Regions from separate parts of the Homo sapiens genome. Here regions 1 and 3 are each linked to region 2. The links are chromatin contacts, found by Hi-C in ENCODE. All regions are on one chromosome and are shown on one strand. Each heading gives the region's core, a stretch centred on a gene start or an enhancer-like site at or near the end of the contact. The rest is flanking DNA. Distances are from core to core; before and after follow the strand shown.

Region 1 (4,704 bases), core at 2,152-4,651, 1.8 Mb after region 2:
GGCTCAGTCACATACAAGCTGTGTAACTTTGGGCCAATGATTAAACCTCTCAAGCCTCAGTTTCCTCATCAGTAAAATGGGCACCGTACGTGTCATGTAGACTAAGTAGTCGTGTAGACATGTAGACATGTAGCATACGTGTCATGTGGACTAACCAGATACTGTACTTAGGTACTTAGCAAGCACTGTGCCTGGTGCACAGTAAGCTCTCAGTAAATGTTCCTAAAAAACAGGCACTCACAGATACTTAGGCAAAAGCCTAAGAGTCGCCTTCCCTACTGCTCACATGCCATGGTTTCCATATCTGACCCTCCAAACCTCATGAAGAAATGTGATCCCCAGTGCTTCTCGTGGGGCCTAGTGTTTGGGTCATGGGGACGGATCCCTGAAGAAAGGCTTGGGGCTGTCACAGGAGTGAACTCTCCTATGAGAGAGGTCGTTTACAAGCCTGGCACCTCCCTCCCCTCTCTCACTTCCTCTAGTGCATGTGATCTCTACACAGCTGGCTCCCATTCACAAGGCCCTCAGCAGTGCAGATGCTGGCGCCCTGCTTCTTGTACAGCCTGCAGAACCCTAAACCAAAGAAACATCTTTCCATTATAGATGACTGAGCCTCAGGTATTCCTACATAGGAACACAAACAGGGAGACAACCTGCCAGTACTTCCTGCCCATTCTACTTCCATAGCTGAACTCCATCCATCCACTTCACCCACCTCCACTGCCTCCACTCTAGTTAGGAGAGACTCCCACCTCATGTCCCTAATGTCACCACTTCCTACACAACCCATTCTCTACAAGCATCCGCACACTTCTGTGAAGGGGCAGGCAGTTCACATTTTGAGTTCTATGAGACATCTCGTCTCCATCACAGTTACTCAATTCTGCCACTGCTTAGTGAAAGCAGCCCCAGTGTAGTGGCTGTGTTGCAGAAACAGGTGGGGCTATGTTCCAATAACGCTTTATTTATGGAGATTGAAATTTGATTTTCATAAAATTTTCACTGGTCACAAATGATCCCGTTTCCGACCACTTAAAAATGTAAGAACTAGCTGGGCGCCGTGGCTCATGCCTGTAACCCCAGCACTTTGGGAGGCCGAGGCAGGCAGATCACAAGGTCAAGAGATCAAGACCATCCTGGCCAACACGGTGAAACCCCGTCTCTACTAGAAATACAAAAGTTAGCTGGGCACAGTGGCGTGCACGTGTAGTCTCAACTACTCAGGAGGCCGAGGCAGGAGAATCGCTTGAACTCAGGAGGTGAAGGTTGCAGTGAGCTGAGATCGCGCCACTGCACTCCAACCTGGCAACAGAGCGAGACTCCGCCTCAAAAAAAAAAAAAAAAAAGAAAGAAAGAAAATATTAAGAACCATTCTTAGCTTGTGAATCCTCAGAAAATAAGAAGCAGACCTGACCTGCTACCCCAGCTGTAGTGCCTGCTCTGCACAAATCACTCCCTGCTGGAACCCAGTAAAGCTCTCGACTGTATCCCCAACGCTTTAACACTCCTCACATGATCCGGCCCCAGCCTTCCACCTCACTTCCCACTTTTTTTTATATTTTCTGAAACGATCTGACTTTGCTATTGCTCTTAAAGGCGGCCTATTCTGCATATAATACTTGGTGGCCACGTCCTTGCCCCTCCTGAAGAGCTGCAGTGGTTCCTCCCTCACTTCTTGGCAGTTACAGTTGCAGGGGAGCAGCTTGATGCTAACTTGATTCAAACTCATTTTCATCTGAGCTTTCCGACCCAACCTAGCCCGTAACTCCTTTAAAGCCACGAAGACGCAATATGAGTGTTTTCCCACTTCTTTGTAAAGGAAGCTAAGGCAACAACGGGGGCTTCCCCTTCCCTCAGCTTCCTGGCCCAGGGCCCTGCACCTGCGAATCCCCATGTCTGGAAAGCTCCTCAAACAACTGCTCTTTCCTAGCCTTCTGGTCTGAACTTACAGGGCCTGAACATAGAAGGGTCCCGTTCATTTATTTTTTATTTATTTATTTATTTTTATTTGGAGACAGAGTCTCGCTCTGTCGCTCAGGCTGGAGGAGTGGAGTGGCGCGATCTCGGCTCATCGCACCTCTGCCTCCCGGGTGCAAGCGATTCTCCTGCCTCAGCCTCCCGACTAGCTGAGAGAACAGGTGCCCGCCACCACGCTCGGCTAATTTTTGTATTTTTAGCCAGGCTGGTCAGGCTGGTCTCGAACTCCTGACCTTAGGTGATCCACCCACCTCGGCCTCCCAAAGTGTTGGGATTACAGGCGTGAGCCACTGCGCTCAGCGTATTTTTTAAATTTTATTTATTTATTTTTTTGAGGTGGGGTCTCACTCTGTTACCCAAGCTAGAGTGCACTGGTGTGACCCTAGCTCACTGCAGCCTCCGAAACTCGTAGGCTCAAGGAATCCTCCTTTCTCTGCTAGGACTACAGGTGTGCGCCTCCACGGAGGGCAAATTTTTAAATTTTGGTAGAGATGAGGTCTCACTGTGTTGCCCAACCTGGTCTCAAAGTCCTGGGCTCAAGAGATCCTCCCGCCTCGGCCTCCCAAAGTGCTGGAATTACAGGCGTGAGCCACCGCGCCCGGCCTCTCTTTTCTTTAAAGCCACTGTGGCCATCACTGTGTGTGTAGACCTCACCCCGCCCCAGGCAAACCCCTTCCAGCACCCATCACACCGGTACCTCCAGTCTTGGCCCACCTGCTGGCGGGATTCCTCGGCACTAGACAGAAGCCCCCCGGGGCAAGGGGCTCCCTCCGCGGTCAGAGGCAGGGACTGGGGCAGGGGAAGAGGCTGGGGCTGGGCAGGGGCTGGACAGGGACAGGGACAGCGCGCGGGGGCGCGGCTCACCTGGTCGGCGCCGAAGGGCGTGATGTTGGCCTTGACGGTGGCCACGCCCAGGCCCACCAGCACCAGCCCCGCGAAGGTGGCCGGTGAGCAGCAGCGGGCGGCGGCGTCGGGACCAGGCGCCGTGCAGTTGAGCAGGCGCGCGGAACCGCAGAGCGCGGCTCGCGTGGCGGGCGCGGCCAGCAGCGGGAAGGCCAGCATGCCCAGCAGGTAGAGCGCCAGGCTCAGCAGGATGGCGCGCGCCCGGCCCAGCCGCGCGTCGGCCAGCCAGCCTCCGAACGGCGAGCCCAGGTAGGTGAGGCCCATGAAGAGCAGCAGCGCCTCGCTGGCCTGCGCGCCCTCCCAGCAGAACGGCGCCCCGTTCAGGAATAGCACCAGGTTGGACGTGATGCCGTAGAAAGCGGCGCGCTCCAGCAGCTCCGTCAGCAGCACGGCCCCGCACGCCGCGCGCCGGCCCGCGAACGCCCCAGCCGCCGCCGCGGCCGCCGCCGCCCGCCGCGCGCCCAGCAGCGGCGCCCGCTCGCCCGCACCGCCCCCAGAGCCCTCCATGCGACGCCGCCAGCTGCCTCGCCCCGCCGCCGGGTCACCTGTCCCAGAACCCAGGGCCGCCGCCCTTCTCGCGAGACTGCCGGGCCTGAGATGTCCCTATTGGGCGGGCTCGCCGCTGCTCAACGCCCCACTCGCCGGAACTTCCGGCCCCGCCCCGGGCACTAGGCGAGGAGGTGGCCGGTATTCTGGATCACTGCGTGTCTTGGGGAGCTTGGGATTCCGCAGCTTGGCGGCCGAGAGCCTTTGTTTGCCTTTTTGAGACAGGGTTTCCCTCTCTCGCCCAGGCTGGAGCGCAGTCATGCGGTTACGCCTCACTGCAGCCTCAGCTTCCCAGGATCAAGCGGCCCTCCCACCTCAGCCTCCCGGGTAGCTGGGACCGCAGGCGCTCGCCGCTGCCTGTGGCTAATTTTTAAACAGTTTTTTGAAATGGGGTCTCGCTTTGTTGCTCAGGTTGGTCTCGAACTCCTGGCATCAAGCGTTCCTCACGTCTCAGCCTCCCATAGTGTTGGAATTACGTGCATGAGCCACTGCAGGCAGTCGGACTAAGGGAGTTTAAACAAAGAAGCCGGAGCCTGGCCCTCTTCGGGCTTCGGTGGGGCCCAGTAGGCAGCCAAAACTCACACTGAGACGGCGGCTGCTCTCCAGGCGGGTTTGCTCAGGCTGCCCCCGTGCTCCCTGCCCTGGGCTTCAGTCCTGGAGAGGACCCGGTTTCTCAACCCGTGCATCGTTGGCACTTTGAGCGACGGGACTGTCCTGTGCGTTGCACGATGTTCAGCAGCAGCTTTGGCCTCTGCTATCCACTAGGGGCCAGTTCCACCCCCTAGCACCTCAGGTTAACAACCGAAAATGTCTTCTAGACTTTGCCGAAGGACTCCTGGGGGCAAATACGCCCCCATTGAGACTCACTGGCTTAGAACAAGGCAAGCTCCAGCCTGTTTCAGGCTTTCCCAGAGACTGCCCCTACACCATCTATGGTTGCATGGCTGGCTTCTCATCCTTCAACCTTCCACCGAAGTGTTGACTTCAGAGAAACATTTTTTTCACTAGCCTGTCCAAGGCCCGAGTATCCCATTCCATCATGTTACTCTTTTCTCCTTATTACCTGTTACATTTTTTAATTTATTCGTTTATCTCCCCAACCTGCATGTGTTAACAGGTGTAAGCTTCCTGATGGCAGGATTCTCTTGTGTTTTGTTCCTCACTGTGCCCCCTGCCTCTGGGACAGCGCCTGGCACATAGTGGAGTGAAAGAGTGCCGCCCAAAAATGGCCCTCAGCATGGCTTCAGAAATTGAGACCCCGGCCTGGGATGGTGGCTC
Region 2 (4,636 bases), core at 750-3,249:
ACACAATGGGGAAGTGATATGGTTTGGCTGTGTCCCCACCCAAATCTCATCTTGAATTGTTGCTCCCATAATTCCCACGTGTTGTGGGAGAGACCTGGTGGGAGATAATTGAATCATGGGGGCGGTTTCCCCTACCCCGTTCTTGTGTTAGTGAATAAGTCTCACAAGAGCTGATGGGTTTACAAGGGGTTTCCCCTTTCCTTTGGTTCTCTTTTTCTCTTGCCTGCCACTATGTAAGGTGTGCCTTTCGCCTTCCACCGTGATTGTGAGGTCTCCCCAGCCATGTGGAACTGTGAGTCCACTAAACCTCTTTCCTTTTATAAATTACCAAGTTTCAGGTACGTCTTTATCAGCAGCATGAAAACAGACTAATACAGGGAGAGAATAGAGCTCCCCATCTTCTGAGATAAGACCTTGCTGTCAGTATGGCCTTGGGGCTATATGCTGCAATCATCCCTATACACAGCTTAAGATAGACAATACTCTCACTCCTTCTAATGCTGGCTTACCAATTTTGAGTCAAAAAATTACAAAACACCTAGTTCTGTGTGATGGGCTGCCTAAATTTCATGAGTAAGTTTTCCTTTCTATTTGTTGGAAATAAAGCACAAAAGTCCATTTTATATTTAAACATTATTTTGAATTCAAATTTCAAGGCATTTTGAGATCTGTTGCATCATCAGTGATTCTCAAAGTATTTCTAGAAAATCTAGTGCTCCTAGATGCTAGTGGAGGAAAGGCATCTCTGGTTAAGTTTATTGTGGGTTATGTGGCATATATTGATCTTGAGAGGTAGCAATGCACGCTGAAGGCCCTTAGAAGCTTTGGAATAAAAAACATGACTGATAATATTTTTAATGCTATTTTTCAACGTGTTTGTTCAGAAAAATCGTATCTACCCACCTATCTATTAATATCTATCTACTTATATGTTTATACCCTTATTCTCACTAAACCTCCATTTCTTCTACGTGAAATGGGTACAATGCCACAGGATCACTGTGACAGCCTCGTGCGTTCATGACCGCACGGTGCTCTGGATCATATCTGGCATAAAATAAGCACTCGGCAAATGTGAGTGACTGTATCAGGCAGTTCCCACATTGCTGTAAAGAAATACCTGAAACTTGGTAATTTATAAAGAAAAGAGGGGCCACGCACGGTGGCTCACGCCTGTCATCCCAACACTTTGGGAGGCCAAGGTGGGCGGATCACTTGAGGTCAGGAGTTCGAAGCTAGCCTGGCCAACATGGTGAAAACCCATCTCTACTAAAAATACAAAAATTAGGTGGGTGTGGTGGCACATGCCTGTAATCCCAGCTACTCGAGAGGCTGAGGCGGGAGAATCGCTTGAATCTGGGAGGTGGAGGTTGCAGTGAGCCAAGATTGTACCACTGCACTCCAGCCTGAGTGCTTCTTTTTAAGACTTATTCTCAAAAAAAAAAAAAGAGGTTTAATTGGCTCCTGTTTCCACGGGCCCTACAGGAAGTGTACTAGCTTCTGCTTCTGGGTTCTGGGGAAGCCTCAAGAAGCTTCCAATCATGGTGGAAGGTGAAGGGGAAGCAGGCACATCTTACATGGCCGGGGCAGGAGGAAGAGAGAAAGTGGGGAGGTGCCACACAATTTTAAACAACCAGATACTGTGAGAACTCTATCATTATACAGTACCAAGGTAGATGGTGCTAAACCATTCATAAGAACTCTGCCCCCATGATCCATTCACCTCCCACCAGGCCCCACCTCAACACTGGGGATGACAATTCAACATGAGATTTTCTGGGGACACAGATCCAAACCATATCAGCAATTAAGCAGACACAAGGTGGATTTTAAGACATGCTTCAACATGTACTCTAGTCTAATGTATGCCAGCGTCAATGATAATCCGGCTGAAGTGCCCAACTGAGGCTACCCTTTAAACTAAAAATAATCAGTTACTATTTTATAAGACTGACTCAGATTGAGAAGTCTCAAATAGTAACTGAGAATCCTGTATGTTTCGCAACCTCCTTCACATTTGTTTCACCTACAGTAAATTCCAGCTGCTCACACAAAAAGAGGAAGTGTGCAGATGGGTGTATTTATATATGTGTGTGATTGTGTATTTTATATGTTGAGCTGAAACTCAGGGAAATTGGGCTGTTTCCTTTTCTTGTTTCTATTTATTTTCTTAGTTATTAGGTTGAGACCTGTCAATATCATTCACTTGACACTTCCATGCAGCATGGACCACAACACACTCTTCTCACTCTGGCTCACACATGCAGCCCTTTCTACATATCAGGCTATGAGCTTCCAACTTTCTGAATAACAAGATATCTATTTCCTTGCAGTTTCACACTCTGTTCACACTTGATTTCCCTGTTTATTTGCTTAGTCAACCCTACTCTCTTCCAACACCCCTACCACACTCTTTCCTTATGCTACTAGATCTTTAATTGGCCACAGTGATCATGCTCGTTTATTAATTTTAAAAATATTTATTGACTGTCTGCTCTGACCTGGCCTGTGCTGGGTGATGTAGCCCCTAACGGGCAAACATTCCAATCTGTTATATTTGCTTCTCCCCGTCTCTCTCCAGCACTCACAACACAGGCTGAATATTGTAGCAGTATGTGTGAGACGTGCACAAGGATGAATGGAAGATGGATAATATTGTATAAACGGAGGGTTGAAAGCAAGTGCTCCACCTGAAAGACAGTTATAGTTACAGAAATGAAAACTGATACTTTTTTTGAGATACTTCATAATTTCAAGATGCAATTATATCTCCATAGGGCAATAGGATCCCATAATTACAACCACAATCCTTCGGGCCCTGCATTTTAGACTCTATAGCCCCCAGAGCTCTTGAGCCCTCTAACACACTGCCATCCTGGGAAAACACTCTGGGGACCCCCTCTAACAGGCCTGATGCACCTGGTGAAGCTTCTGCTTAGAGAGGGGTCACAACTCAGCCTGGATCTTCAGGTAAAAGGTTGGAACATCAGGTATTCCAGGTTCACAACATGACTCATTCTAGGAGACTCCAGCTAGGCTCTGTTGTTTGACAGAGGATGGCCAAGTTGGTCTTAAATGAAGGCCTAGGTTGGGGCACGTGCAGATCCAGGCGGAAAAGTCAACCCATGGGATGCACCTGGGACATGCCAGGTGTGGACCCTTGAGGACCTCATGACTGCATTCTGCAGGGAAAAAGACAAGAAACCAATCAGACATGTTCACTGCGGGGCTTAGCCTTGCTGAAGAAAAACAAGAAAATGCCTCAGTTGGAGAAAGATCCTATGAAGGCCATCCTGAGAGGTAGGGAGAGGAGAGTATTGTGAAATGAAGTCATCCAAAAAGGGGATTTGGAGCCACGGTATTAGTGAGATCATACCAGACATGAGAATGACTCTAGGCTGAGCCACAGTGAAGGAACTCCAGCAGGTGAGCATTGGGAAAAGAGGCAGAAAGAGCCTATCTGGGGTCAGCTCTGGGATTGGGTTCTTAGCGGAGTTGGGCTTGTCACCCTCGGCGGCTAGGAACCCATCACCTATATGATCATGCTCCACAGGAGATCCATGCTTCTTGGTGTGGTTCCATTGATACCTGTAATCATCATACCTCAAGCTCAAGCCTGGCTGTATCACCAGGGGCAGCCAGATAGTAGCTTTGCAGACCATGTGGTCTCTGTCACGAGCAGCAGCCACAGGCCGTATGTGTCAAGTGTAGCATAAACATGTATAAACAATCAGATGTAGCTTTAAATTCTTTCTTACAAAACATGCATTGGACTGAATTGGTCCTGAAGGTCATTAGTTTGCTATCCCCTGAAGGAGTCTGTAGCTTGTCTGAATATGAAAATAATTACACCAAATGCTTGGTTAAAACAAAACAACACAGTAACAACACTTTAGTTTCTGCCAGTAAAAGTAGGAGAGTCAATAATACACAATGGCTAAGAACTCAGTCTCTAACATTAAACTTACTTGAATCTAGTCTATAACCAATTCTTAATGGTATAACCCTGGGAGAGTTTCTTGGCTTTACTAAGCCTCGACTTCTTTGTCTGTAAAATGAGAATAATAGATGAATTTACCTTTTGGAGTGTTCTAGTGATGCAGCGATAATGTATTTAAAATGCAATGATTAGAACCTGATATGTGTATGGGTCAATTTATATGAACTATTGTTATTAGCAATATGTTCTCCTATCATGAACCTAGTTGGAAAGACATAACCTCAGGTGAGACAAACCTTTGGTACAACAAAGCCTGCTTGATAATCTCATTACCAATAGTACATTTCTAACTTCTTGCCACTCTCTCATGGTTCATGTTTTTGAGGATCACCTTTCTTCAGCTGGTCAGGAGCTTTGAAGTTCCAAACTAATAGGACAATATTAGCAAATAAGTAACGTATAGATTGTTGTCACAGTAATTTAAGAATGTTTAGCCAAGGAAACATCTGGAATGATATCAGATACGTTCTAAAATATATAATCTGACAGATTAACTTCATGGAGTTAAAATTGTCCTATGATGGTTCTCAGAAAATCGCTTGAGTTTGCTTTACTGCTTAGGATCAGATTATAGCATTAAAGTAAAGGAACATTGATACCCTCCTTGGTCTCTGACCCAGACTGGAGTCAGTTCTC
Region 3 (4,604 bases), core at 39-2,538, 1.9 Mb before region 2:
TAGGCTTGGGGAGGGATCGTTTCTCTGTTTTGTTAAATCTGGTGGGTACCTGGATCTTCCACACGAGTGGGATTCTGGCCTTCAGAGACCAGGAGGGAGTGTCTGGGCCGCAGGTGTGGCACTGTGGTGAGAGTGTGTGTCTTTGCACACACAGTGCAGCGGGAACGGTGGGGCTGGCTGGTGCTGAAGACAGACACACTCCTGAGCCAAGGTCTTGTCTTCAACCTCCCCGTCCCGTTGTCCCATTTTGCTCTGTGAAGGTGCAAATCCCTTTCTTCCCTTCCCATCTCAGGCTCTCCTGTTTTCCCTCAGGGTCCAGTATGCCTTTGAGCTTTAGCTGTTAGAAAGGAACCCCCGTGACTTGACACAGCTTTCACAGCTGGCTGCTAGGACCGGCGGGCTGGGTGTTCACGTGTGTCTGTGTCATGGATGCAATGCAGGCCCTGGAGGACTGTGCGTCACCCGTCAACCAGAGCGTGCCTCCGGGCCAGCTTCCCTCCAAGGAATGAGTGGATTTCATACAGGATCTCTTTATTGCACAGACTGAATGGCTTTACATGTTTCTAATGTGAATTAGGCATGTGAAGCAGTGGGTGTCCACCCGTGTCCCTCATGGGTGAGCCCTCCAGCTGTGAGCCCAGGCAGTGTGGTCACCGAGTGAGGACCCTCCTCACCAGGAACCGCATCCCTGTGCTGCCTCCACCTGAGAGTTGCTAGGGGGTTCTTGTCGAGATCATGTCATCAGCACCCCTAAGTCAAGTCACGGGTTTCCATAGCCAGGCAGTTGGTATGTACAATTCAGTTCAGCGTATGAACTTGTATCTCTAATCTGATGTCCATTTTTATATTTTTTGAAACTGAGCACAATGAAATCCTTTCTTGAATCATTTTCCTTTTGGATTATAAAAATATGGGGGAAAGTGCTATGATGAATTTTATGCAATAAATGTATACATGTGTGCACATGCACCCATGCTGTGTGTGCAGTGTGCTGGTGTGTTTTCTCTGGAGGGGGGACCGCATCTGCGTGTGTGAGGCTGGTGGTGCTTGTGCGCCCGCCAACAGCTGTGCCCTGGAGTTGTGTGGTTCGAATTGTTGGGGGCACTTCCCAGGGCCCTGGTACTTACCCACATTCCCTTGTGACCAACGAGGAGTGCTGCTCAGTGTGAAGCCAGCACCCTGGGCCCCCTCCACCCTGAGATCCCCCAACACCCAGCGCCAGCCAGGTTTCTGGCTCCTTTCTTGTCATCGCAAGAGCTGCATGTCACTTGGGTTGTGTGTGGCTACATGCCACGGGATCCAGGCTTGGCCCAGCAGCGTTTATGGCTCTCACGTCACAGGAAGTTGGAGGCAGTCCATTCTCCCGGGGCCGGGCAGCAACTCCACAGTGCAGCAGTCCTGGCTCCTGTCTGCTGCACTCTGCTGTCCTCAGGATGTGGCAGTCATCATCTTGGCCCTGCCTGGCTGCCCCACCTCTAGTCTTTCATCCGTGCTGTAGGCAGGAAGAAGGTGGGAGTGAGAAGGGGGCTGGGTAAAGGCAAAAAGCTGCATCTCTGGAGTGTGTCCCTTTTTATCTGCAAAATGATGGCTTTTCTGGAAAGCCGGCAGCATCTGCTGGGCCTCACCAGCCAGCCTGGGGACACGCAGCCGCCTTCGCTGCAAGGGCATCCGGGGGTCTGAGTATTTCAAAGAGGACCTGTTCCCCTTTTTTGTGAGTTTCCAACAGCTGCTGTAACATTTCCACAAAGGCAGTGGCTTAACACAGCCCCAGTTTATTACAGTCCTGGAGGTCAGAAGTCTGCTGTGGGTCTCACTGGGCTGAAATCAGGGTGACAGCAGGGCTGTGTTCCTTCAGGAATCTGCAGGGGAGAATCCATTTCCTTGCCTTCTCCCGCTTCTAGAGGCCACTGTGTTTCTTGTCTGGTGCCCTGTTGTCTTCAGCAATGGCCGGTCACACCTTCCTTCCACTGTAGCTCTCTGACGCTGACACTCCCACCCACCGTGTCCACATGTAAGAACCCCCTGTGATTGCAGCAGGCCCACTTGAATAAGGATAATCTCCCTATTTTGATGTGTGCTGATTAACAACCTTAATTCCATCTGCAGCCCTCACTCCTCCTCACGACGTCGTAGTCCATTTTGTTTTGCTGTAACAGAATACCTGAAGCTGGGTGATTTATAAGTTAATAATTTATTAAGGGGTTCATTTGGTTCATGATTCTGGTGGCTGAAAAGTCCAAGACTGGGCAGCTGCATCTGGTGAGGGCCTCATGCTGCTTCCACTCAGGGCAGAACATGGAGGGGGAGCAGGTGCATGCAGAGATCACGCAGTGAGAGAGGAAACCAGACCATTCAACAACCACGCCCTTGGGAACTAATCTGTTCTCACGAGGCACAAGTGACGGTGAGAACTCACCCCCTACAGAGGGGATTAATGTATTCAGGAGGGATCTGACCCCTCCCAACACTGCTACATTGGGTGTCAATGTCAACATGAGTTTTGGCATATAGACAAGCCACATCCAACCCACAGCACCATGTAACCTAACGCATTCACAGGTTCCAAGGATTAGGATGTGGATATCTTTGGGGGGCTGCTACTCTGCTGACCTCACTTTGCAAACACAGTCTGGGTCCTGCTGGCCGAGGGAGAAGTGGATGGTGGTTGTTGGGAGCAGCAGGGAGCCCTGGTTGATGACACTTGGGCTGGGATTGTCCTCCCCTGTGAGTGGCCCGTGGGCCTTAGGGTTCAGGTCGGGCCTGGGGCCTGCAAGGTCCTCTCCTCTCACTGGGTGCCTGGAGATTCCCTTCATGTTGACAGTGCCTGAGGAGTCATTACAGCTTAATCAGCGTGCCCTTTAGTTCCAGCAAGACGGCCCAGGCTGAATAAGCCCACGCATCCTTATTAATAAGCCCTGCCGGACAACTTCATTAATGAGGGACAGATGGTCTGGAACAACAGCCAGTTGAGTGCACGTGGTGCTGAGCCTGCTTTTGACGTTCCTTGGCCCGAGCATCACTCTAAAGAACCCACCACCTGCCGGCCAGCTGCCTTTTCATCTCTGAGATGGCCGTGGGCTGCACCGTGCCTTCTCGTCTTCTTCCAGCTCCCCACCAGGCCTGGCCCATCAGGAGCTTCTGAAGGCATCAGGATCTGCCACACAGCCTGGCTAGGGCTGCCAGGATTCTGCTATCTCCCACGGCCAGCAGGCCTCTGAGCAGCTGGTCCTCCTCCAGGCCCTTCCTGCCCACCTCCAGGAACCTTCTCCAGGCTGGAGGCCTCCTTCTCATGCTTGGGCTGCCCAGCCCCACCTTCTCGCCCGGGAGGATTCTCCTCAACTGGAGCTGAACGATCAACTCCAGCTGCAGTCAGCCACTGACCTGTCCCCACAGGGGCATCTGAGCCCTCTAGGATAGGGCCCAGGTTGGCTCACTCATCTGTTTCCCAAACAGAAGGCCTGAAACCCACACGCCTTAGAAAAGGCATCCTCCTGATGTCGTACCACCCCTGTCACCATGGCTGTAGGTGAACAGAAGAGCCCCTTCCCTCGAGTCTGCAAATGCCCAGGAGAAGGGCTCATGGGGAACAACACTCCCTTTGAGGACCCAGCCACAACCTATCCTGTGATGGGCTCAAGCCTTCAGAGGGAATGTCACATGCAGCTTTATGGGGGATAATCTGTCACTGGGTTCAAGCTGGGCTGCTCTAACAGGTGCCCCCAAATCTGGCTCAATCCGGAATGTGTCTTCTCTCCTGTCACCGCTCTGAGGTGAATGGGTAGGCCAGGGCGGGTAGGTAGCTTTGTTTTGCAAGGTCACCCAAGGACCTGGGCTTCCAAATGGTTGCTGCCTCCCCTGGTGTGCAGGTCTTGTCCACTTGGAAGATGTTGGCTCACCACAGTCATGGAGGAGGTGACCTAACATTCACCCTCACCCCCTTGGCCACAACCTTGTCACCTGACTGCACTCAGCTGTGTAGGAGGCGGGGAGATGTGCTGCCCAGCAGGGTGACAGGTGCCCTCCCAGAACTCTAGTGGTGGGTGCAGATGGCTCTGTGACAAGGAAGGGTGGGGAATGGTGATGGGGGACAGTCGCAGCCCCTCCCACAGGAATGAAGGAATCTGGCTGCTTCTGTGCCCGACTCCATCTCTCCTGGACGGCTGCTGCTTTGCTTGAGCTGGGATGGGGGTTACCCCGCTGGGTCCTGCCGCCCAGGAGAGATGAAGAATCGGCTGGGGTGGGGCGTGGGTGTGCACGTGTGCGGAGGCGATGCTGCTTGTGTTCGCATCTCTGTATTTTGAAGGGTAGACTGTGAGGTTTGTGAGGCAAACGCATCGGTTTTTACAACACTTTGGCCTTATGTGTGTTTGTGAATGTATGTGTATGTGTGTGTGAACATATGTGTGTGAATATGAGTGTGCGTGTGTGCCCTTAAAGCTGAGATTGCATGCCTATCAAAACCCGAAAGAGCCAGGCACAGTGGCTCATGCCTGTAATCCTAGCACTTTGGGAGGAGGCCAAGGCAGGAGGATTGCTTGAGTCTAGGAGTTTGAGACCTGGTTGGGCAACATGGTGAGGACCTGACTACAAAAAAACTTTTAAAA

What was found. Hi-C counts contacts between places; a loop is a spot of excess contacts on that map. Pooled maps may share reads with other maps.
Region 1: a loop to region 2 is called in a pooled map, with 4 times the contacts of the local background. The contact joins the promoter of SLC15A4 here to the enhancer-like site in region 2. A Hi-C loop is called at or near these places in 2 of 37 single-sample maps with no recorded cell type and 2 of 50 pooled maps.
Region 3: a loop to region 2 is called in a map with no recorded cell type, with 4 times the contacts of the local background. The contact joins two enhancer-like sites. A Hi-C loop is called at or near these places in 2 of 37 single-sample maps with no recorded cell type and 2 of 50 pooled maps.

Annotation. Positions count from the first base shown.
Region 1 is chr12:128,820,557-128,825,260 of GRCh38, forward strand. SLC15A4 (solute carrier family 15 member 4) reads right to left here and starts at 3,402. Exons shown (of 8, transcript NM_145648.4): 1 at 2,842-3,402. The coding sequence starts at 3,387. LOC124903083 (a long non-coding RNA gene) reads left to right here and starts at 3,388. Exons shown (of 2, transcript XR_007063602.1): 1 at 3,388-4,704. RefSeq lists enhancers at 1,413-1,532, 1,593-1,672, 3,153-3,312.
Region 2 is chr12:127,040,217-127,044,852 of GRCh38, forward strand. All of the region lies in intron 1 of LINC02405 (long intergenic non-protein coding RNA 2405), which reads right to left. Among named protein-coding and RNA genes, the nearest start is that of LINC02405, 18 kb to the right of the region's middle. RefSeq lists an enhancer at 1,822-1,951 and a silencer at 1,935-2,135. Within about 2 kb of position 2,000, at least 2 of the 41 ENCODE cell types and tissues checked have a DNase peak (open chromatin) inside an H3K27ac peak, as active enhancers do.
Region 3 is chr12:125,142,348-125,146,951 of GRCh38, forward strand. It overlaps AACS (acetoacetyl-CoA synthetase), which reads left to right. Exons shown (of 18, transcript NM_023928.5): 18 at 1-969. Among named protein-coding and RNA genes, the nearest start is that of TMEM132B, 42 kb to the right of the region's middle. RefSeq lists an enhancer at 760-1,334. Within about 2 kb of position 1,289, at least 3 of the 41 ENCODE cell types and tissues checked have a DNase peak (open chromatin) inside an H3K27ac peak, as active enhancers do.